2 separate regions of the Homo sapiens genome follow, and region 1 is linked to region 2. Evidence: chromatin loops called from intact Hi-C (ENCODE). Cell type or tissue: chondrocyte. All regions are shown on one strand.

Region 1 (4,000 bases), 690 kb after region 2:
ACCCAGGAGGCGGTAGTTATGGTGAGCAGAGATCATGCCACTGCACTCCAGCCCAGGTAACAGAACAAGACCCTGTCTCAAAAAAAATAGGGCTACATTATTTATGAAACAGATACTGTTGACTCAGTCACCAGAAAGTGAAGGTCGCCAACATCAGACAAATTCACTGGAGGACCTATGTATGTGCTTTGAAAGACAACACTGCTTTGGTAAAGAATACTGTATTTCAGAAAAACATAATCATATTAACAACTAATAACACTGTAAAATGCTGATGTGTTGAATGCTACTTTAGAAAAACATGTTCAAGTCTAGGAAAAAGATTTCCGATAGAAAACTACGTATCAATTACCTAGCTAGCTAGCTATCTAGAGACAAGGTTTCATTCTATTGCTCAGGATGGAGAGCAGTGGGATGACCATAGCTCACTGCAGCCTTCAGCTCCTGGCCTCAACTTATCCTCCTGCCTCAGCCTCTTAAGTAGCAGGGCCACAGGTGGACACAGGTACACCTGGCTTTTTTTGTTTGTTTTGTATAAACAGGGTTTCACTACATGGCCCAGGCTGGTCTCAAGCTCTGGAGTCTTGCTCTGTCGCCCTGACTAGGGTGCAGTGATGCTTCTCGGCTCACTGCAACCTCCGCCACCTGGGTTCAAGAGATTCTCCTGTCTTAACCTCCTGAGTAGCTGGGACTACAGGCATGCACCACCATGCCCGGCTAATTTTGTATTTTTAGTAGAGATGGGATTTCTCCATGTTGGTCAGGCTGGTCTTGAACTCCCAACCTCAGGTGATCAGCCCGCCTCAGCTTCCCAAAGTGCTGAGATTACAGGTGTGAGCCACCGCGCTCGGCCTAATTTTTGTATTTTTTTGTAGAGACTGGGTTTCACCATATTGGCAAGGATGGTCTCAAACTCCTGACCTCAGGTGATCCACCCGCCTCGGCCTCCCAAAGTGTTGGGATTACAGGCGTGAGCCACCGCACTTTCTTATGTTATTAAATAGCCTAGCCCAGGAGGGTGCGGTGGCTCACGCCTGTAATCCCAACAACTCTAAAGGCCAAGGTGAGAAGATCGCTTGAACCCAGGAGTTCGAGACCGGCCCGGGCAACATAGCAAGACCCCCCCATCTCTACGAAAGATACAAAAATTAGGCCAAGCGTGCACCGCGCCTGGCTAATCTTTGTATCTTCCGTAGAGACGGGGTTGCGTCATGTTGCCCAGGCGCATCTCGAACTCCTGAACACAAGCCATCCTCCTGCCTCGGCCTCCCAAAGTGCCGGGATAGCACGGCCCAGGCAGCCTCATGTGTTCTTTAAGCAGTCCCTCCCGGTTGTACACTTGCATAGTTTTCTTTTTTATTTTTTTATACAGGGTTTACCTCAGTCTCGCAGGCAGGAGTGCTGTGGTGAGATCACAGATCATTGGAGCCTTGAATCTTGGGGTTCAAGTAGCTGGGAGGCTGAGGTTGGACTACAGAGGTGGGGTTGCGCCATATTGCTAGGCTGCTCTTGGCCTGAAGGGATCCTCCTTCCTGGCCACGCCCGGACACATAGTTTTCCATTTTTGACCGACATAAATACTGTGCTGGGTGGGAGTTTGTCAACTACCCCTTTCCAGCCAGCAACACACAGGAACTGGCGGGGAGGTCGCGGTTACCAGGCTCCACTCTGAGAAGACTGCCCAGCTCCAGGCACTGTACAGCCCTTGTGACGTGACAGAAGGCCCGCCCCTGTGACGTCACCGAAGGCGCCCCCCAAGATGTCGCAAAGGCCCGCCCCTCACGCAGAGCCAATCGGAACTCCAGGTGCTGGGTCTTCCAGGAGAGCGCCTGCGCGGGAGGGTGACCACAGGCGGCCGGGCGGGATGTCCTGTCCGCCGTCTTCAGCCCAGCCGCCACCACCCATAAGCTATGAGGAGGAGTTTACGACCACCTGGACTACTACCACCTGCGTGACTTCCCGGCCTGAGGGGTCCGCGCAGCAAAGGCCTGACGCTGCTGGAGCAGGCGCTGCGCACCTACCGGCTGGCGCCTGGTAGGCACGAGTGCAGGGTCGCCCAGAAGCTCCTCAATGGCCGGCGCAAGTGCCAGCCAGCGCCAGCTGCAGCCCTGGCCGCGCACTCGCCTCAGCTGAGCCTGGGTATGTGCACCCCCCAACACTTCCCCCAGCCATGTTCCCGGGACCTCGGGAGCGTCCCCCACCGCCCGGTGCCATTCGTGCTGGGCAGGGTCGGCCCCCTTTGAGGCTGCCCCGCGTTAGGGAGCTGCACCGCACCCCCACCAGCTTGACCTCTGACTGCCGTTGCAATAGCATTAAAGCCTTTGGAACTTTGTAGGTGGGTAGAAGGGGCTAGGAAACGAAGAAAACATCTTTTTAAAAATTTATATAAGGGACTGGCCGGGTGCGGTGGCTCACACCTGTAATCCCAGCACTTTAGGAGGCCGAGTGGGTGGATCACCAGGTCAGGAGTTGAAGACCAGCCTGGCCAGCATGGTGAAACCCCGTCTCTACTAAAAATACAAAAATTAGCTAGGCGTGGTGGCGGGCGCCTGTAATCCCAGCTACTCGGGAGGCTGAGGCAGAGAATTGCTTGAACCCGGGAGGTGGAGGTTGCAGTGAGCCGAGATCGCGCCATTGCACTCCAGCCTGGGCAACAAGAGCAAAACTCCGTCTCTAAATAAATAAATAAGATTTTCAAGGCGAGGCATGGTGGGTCACACCTAAATAAGTAAATAAATAAATAAAATGGATTTTCGGCTGGGCATGGTGGCTCACGCCTGTAATCCCAGCACTTTGGGAGGCCGAGGCGGGCGGTTCATGAGGTCAGGAGATCGAGACCATCCTGGCTAACACGGTGAAACCCCGTCTCTACTGAAAATACACACAAAAAAAAATTACCCAGGCGTGATGGCGCGCGCCTGTAGTCCCAGCTACTGGGAAGGCTGAGGCAGGAGAATGGCGTGAACCCGGGAGGCATAGTTTGCAATGAGCCGAGACCGTGCCACTGCACTTCAGCCTGGGTGACAGCGAGACTCCGTCTCAAAAAAATAAATAAATTAAAAAAATAAAATAAAATGGATTTTCAAGGCCAGGCATAGTGGGTCACACCTATAATCCCAGCACTTTGGGAGGCCAAGGCAGAAGGATTGCTTGAGCCCAGGAGTTCGAGACCAGCCTGGGCAACAGGGCAAAACCCTGTCTCTATCAAAAGCACAAAATAAGCTGGGCATTATAGTGCACACCTGTAGTCCGAGCTACTCAGGAGGCTGAGATGGGAGGATGGTTTGAGCCCGGGAGGCAGAGGCTGTATTGAGCTGAGATCATACCACTGAACTTCAGCCTGGGTGACGAGCCAGACCCCGTCTCAAAAAAAAATAATAACAATAAAAATAAATTCATATAGTTTGGTATGGTTTAGTAAGTTTCAGCAGGCAGATTGTCAGGGTAAGATGGATTGTTATATATACATTTATATATATAATATGTATATTTATATACTTATTTATTTTAGCAGAGATAGGGTCTCCCTATGTTGCCAGGCTGGTCTTAGACTCCTGAGCTCAAGCAATCCTGCCTCGGGTTCCTAAAGGAAGCTCACATTGGAGGTGTGAGCCACCACACCTGGCCTATAAGGGGAATTTAAGGGACTCTCTACTATGATGTCCCTTCTCCCAATCCCTTTCCGCATGTAGAAGAGGGTTCTGTTGAGTGACTGGCATTTGCTTATATTTCTCAGTGCTATGCCCAGTGTAATGGAAAAGGCACAGACTGGCTCAAGAGCCCAGGGATTTCAGTTCCAGGCCAAGCTCATCCACTGACTGACAGAGTCAGTCAAACTTGTTTGGATTTCAGATTCTTCATCTGAATAACGTAGATAACACTTATCCCATAGTACACTGCAAAGATGACACGTGACAGTGAACAAGTTAGTTTCCGTTTAAATATTAAGAATTAGGCCAGGCGCAGTGGCTCACACCTGTAACCCCAACACTTTGGGAGG
Region 2 (4,000 bases):
AAGTAGTGGGGCCACAGGTGGACACAGGTACACCTGGCTTTTTTTGTTTGTTTTTTATAAACAGGGTTTCACTACATGGCCCAGGCTGGTCTCAAGCTCTGGAGTCTTGCTCTGTCGCCCAGACTGGGGTGCAGTGATGCTTCTCGGCTCACTGCAACCTCCGCCTCCTGGGTTCAAGAGACTCTCCTGTCTTAGCCTCCTGAGTAGCTGGGACTACAGGCATGCACCACCACGCCCGGCTAATTTTGTATTTTTAGTAGAGATGGGGTTTCTCCATGTTGGTCAGGCTGGTCTTGAACTCCCAACCTCAGGTGATCGGCCCGCCTCAGCTTCCCAAAGTGCTGAGATTACAGGTGTGAGCCACCGCGCCCAGCCTAATTTTTGTATTTTTTTGTAGAGACTGGGTTTCACCATATTGGCAAGGATGGTCTCAAACTCCTGACCTCAGGTGATCCACCCGCCTCGGCCTCCCAAAGTGTTGGGATTACAGGCGTGAGCCACCGCACTTTCTTATGTTATTAAATAGCCTAGCCCAGGAGGGTACGGTGGCTCACGCCTGTAATCCCAACAACTCTAAAGGCCAAGGTGAGAAGATCGCTTGAACCCAGGAGTTCGAGACCGGCCCGGGCAACATAGCAAGACCCCCCCCATCTCTACGGAAGATACAAAAATTAGGCCAAGCGTGCACCGCGCCTGGCTAATCTTTGTATCTTTCGTAGAGACGGGGTTGCGTCATGTTGTCCAGGCGCATCTCGAACTCCTGAACCCAAGCCATCCTCCTGCCTCGGCCTCCCAAAGTGCCGGGATAGCACGGCCCAGGGAGCCTCATGTGTTCTTTAAGCAGTCCCTCCCGGTTGTACACTTGGATAGTTTTCTTTTTTATTTTTTTATACAGGGTTTACCTCAGTCTCGCAGGCAGGAGTGCTGTGGTGAGATCACAGCTCATTGGAGCCTTGAATCTTGGGGTTCAAGTAGCTGGGAGGCTGAGGTTGGACTACAGAGGTGGGGTTGCGCCATATTGCTAGGCTGCTCTTGGCCTGAAGGAATCCTCCTTCCTGGGCCGTGCCCGGACACATAGTTTTCCATTTTTGACCGACATAAATACTGTGCTGGGTGGGAGTTTGTCAACTACCCCTTTCCAGCCAGCAACACACAGGAACTGGCGGGGAGGTCGCGGTTACCAGGCTCCACTCTGAGAAGACTGCCCAGCTCCAGGAACTGTACAGCCCTTGTGACGTGGCAGAAGGCCCGCCCCTGTGACGTCACCGAAGGCGCCCCCAAGATGTCGCAAAGGCCCGCCCCTCACGCAGAGCCAATCGGAACTCCAGGTGCTGGGTCTTCCAGGAGCGCGCCTGCGCGGGAGGGTGACCACAGGCGGCCGGGCGGGATGTCCTGTCCGCAGTCTTCAGCCCAGCCGCCGCCACCCATAAGCTATGAGGAGGAGTTTACGACCACCTGGACTACTACCACCTGCGTGACTTCCCGGCCTGCGGGGTCCGCGCAGCAAAGGCTTGACGCTGCTGGAGCAGGCGCTGCGCACCTACTGGCTGGCGCCTGGTAGGCACGAGCGCAGGGTCGCCCAGAAGCTCCTCAATGGCCTGAGCAAGTACCAGCCAGCGCCAGCTGCAGCCCTGGCCGCGCACTCGCCTCAGCTGAGCCTGGGTATGTGCACCCCCCAACACTTCCCCCAGCCATGTTCCGGGGACCTCGAGAGCGTCCCCCACCGCCCGGTGCCATTCGTGCTGGGCAGGGTCGGCCCCCTTTGAGGCTGCCCCGCGTTAGGGAGCTGCACCGCACCCCCCCAGCTTGACCTCTGACTGCCGTTGCAATAGTATTAAAGCCTTTGGAACTTTGTAGGTGGGTAGAAGGGGCTAGGAAACGAAGAAAACATCTTTTTAAAAATTTATATAAGGGACTGGCCGGGTGCGGTGGCTCACACCTGTAATCCCAGCACTTTAGGAGGCCGAGTGGGTGGATCACCAGGTCAGGAGTTGAAGACCAGCCTGGCCAGCATGGTGAAACCCCGTCTCTACTAAAAATACAAAAATTAGCTAGGGGTGGTGGCGGGCGCCTGTAATCCCAGCTACTCGGGAGGCTGAGGCAGAGAATTGCTTGAACCCGGGAGGTGGAGGTTGCAGTGAGCCGAGACCGCGCCATTGCACTCCAGCCTGGGCAACAAGAGCAAAACTCTGTCTCTAAATAAATAAATAAGATTTTCAAGGCGAGGCATGGTGGGTCACACCTAAATAAGTAAATAAATAAATAAAATGGATTTTCGGCTGGGCATGGTGGCTCACGCCTGTAATCCCAGCACTTTGGGAGGCCGAGGCGGGCGGTTCACGAGGTCAGGAGATCGAGACCATCCTGGCTAACACGGTGAAACCCCGTCTCTACTGAAAATACAAAAAAAAAAAAAAAATTACCCAGGCGTGATGGCGCGCGCCTGTAGTCCCAGCTACTGGGAAGGCTGAGGCAGGAGAATGGCGTGAACCCGGGAGGCATAGTTTGCAATGAGCCAAGACTGTGCCACTGCACTTCAGCCTGGGTGACAGTGAGACTCCGTCTCAAAAAAATAAATAAATTATAAAAAATGAAATAAAATGGATTTTCAAGGCCAGGCATAGTGGGTCACACCTATAATCCCAGCACTTTGGGAGGCCAAGGCAGAAGGATTGCTTGAGCCCAGGAGTTCGAGACCAGCCTGGGCAACAGGGCAAAACCCTGTCTCTATCAAAAGCACAAAATAACCTGGGCATTATAGTGCACACCTGTAGTCCGAGCTACTCAGGAGGCTGAGATGGGAGGATGGTTTGAGCCCGGGAGGCAGAGGCTGTATTGAGCTGAGATCATACCACTGAACTTCAGCCTGGGTGACGAGCCAGACCCTGTCTCAAAAAATAATAATAATAATAAAAATAAATTCATATAGTTTGGTATGGTTTAGTAAGTTTTAGCAGGCAGATTGTCAGGGTAAGATGGATTGTTATATATACATTTATATATATAATATGTATATTTATATACTTATTTATTTTAGCAGAGATAGGGTCTCCCTATGTTGCCAGGCTGGTCTTAGACTCCTGAGCTCAAGCAATCCTGCCTCGGGTTCCTAAAGGAAGCTCACGTTGCAGGTGTGAGCCACCACACCTGGCCTATAAGGGGAATTTAAGGGACTCTCTACTATGATGTCCCTTCTCCCAATCCCTTTCCGCATGTAGAAGAGGGTTCTGTTGAGTGACTGGCATTTGCTTATATTTCTCAGTGCTATGCCCAGTGTAATGGAAAATGCACAGACTGGCTCAAGAGCCCAGGGATTTCAGTTCCAGGCCAAGCTCATCCACTGACTGACAGAGTCAGTCAAACTTGTTTGGATTTCAGATTCTTCATCTGAATAACGTAGATAACACTTATCCCATAGTACACTGCAAAGATGACACGTGACAGTGAAAAAGTTAGTTTCCCTTTAAATGTTAAGAATTAGGCCAGGCGCAGTGGCTCACACCTGTAACCCCAACACTTTGGGAGGCCGAGGCAAGTGGATCACAAAGTCAGGAGTTTGAGACCAGCCTGGCCAATATGGTGAAACCCCGTCTCTACTAAAAATACAAAAATTAGGTGGGTGTGGTGGCAGGCGCCTCTAATCCCAGCTACTTGGGAGGCTGAGGCAAGAGAGTCACTTGAACCCGGGAGGCGGAGGTTGCAGTGAGCGAAATTGCGCCATTGCACTCCAGCGCCTGGGTGACAGAGTGAGACTCAGTCTAAAAAAAAGAAAGGAAAAAAGAATGAGATTAGAGAGGGCCTTCATTCCTCCTGGAAGAACATCTGATGTACCTGAAATCTTTGTTGGTGACAGGAAATGTGTCGATAGCATAGGGTTTCACTGTCGCCTCCCACACAGGGCCTTCACCATCTCTGCCATCTGGAGAATTTGTTCCCATCAGGAATCTCCCACCTGGCAGTGGGACCATGCTAGTAGCCTGTCCATTTCCTGCAGATAAAA

Evidence for each region. A loop is a pair of places that touch in the nucleus more often than their neighbours do. Peaks named below come from ENCODE experiments on the same cell type or tissue, not always from the same donor. Only the 100,000 strongest peaks of a DNase experiment are listed, where the experiment ranks them.
Region 1: a loop joins it to region 2, with 15 times the contacts of the local background. A loop is called at or near these places in 1 of 110 quality-filtered maps.

Annotation. Positions count from the first base shown.
Region 1 is chr7:65,079,086-65,083,085 of GRCh38, reverse strand. No RefSeq gene overlaps it. Among named protein-coding and RNA genes, the nearest start is that of SNORA15B-1, 11 kb to the right of the region's middle. RefSeq lists an enhancer at 1,597-2,491. In chondrocyte, a CTCF peak has its summit at 1,999; a DNase peak (open chromatin) is centred at 1,765.
Region 2 is chr7:65,768,129-65,772,128 of GRCh38, reverse strand. It overlaps LINC03006 (long intergenic non-protein coding RNA 3006), which reads left to right and starts at 1,319. Exons shown (of 8, transcript NR_038378.4): 1 at 1,319-1,662. RefSeq lists enhancers at 1,168-1,417, 1,664-2,286, 2,287-2,910. In chondrocyte, CTCF peaks have their summits at 1,333 and 1,535; a DNase peak (open chromatin) is centred at 1,348.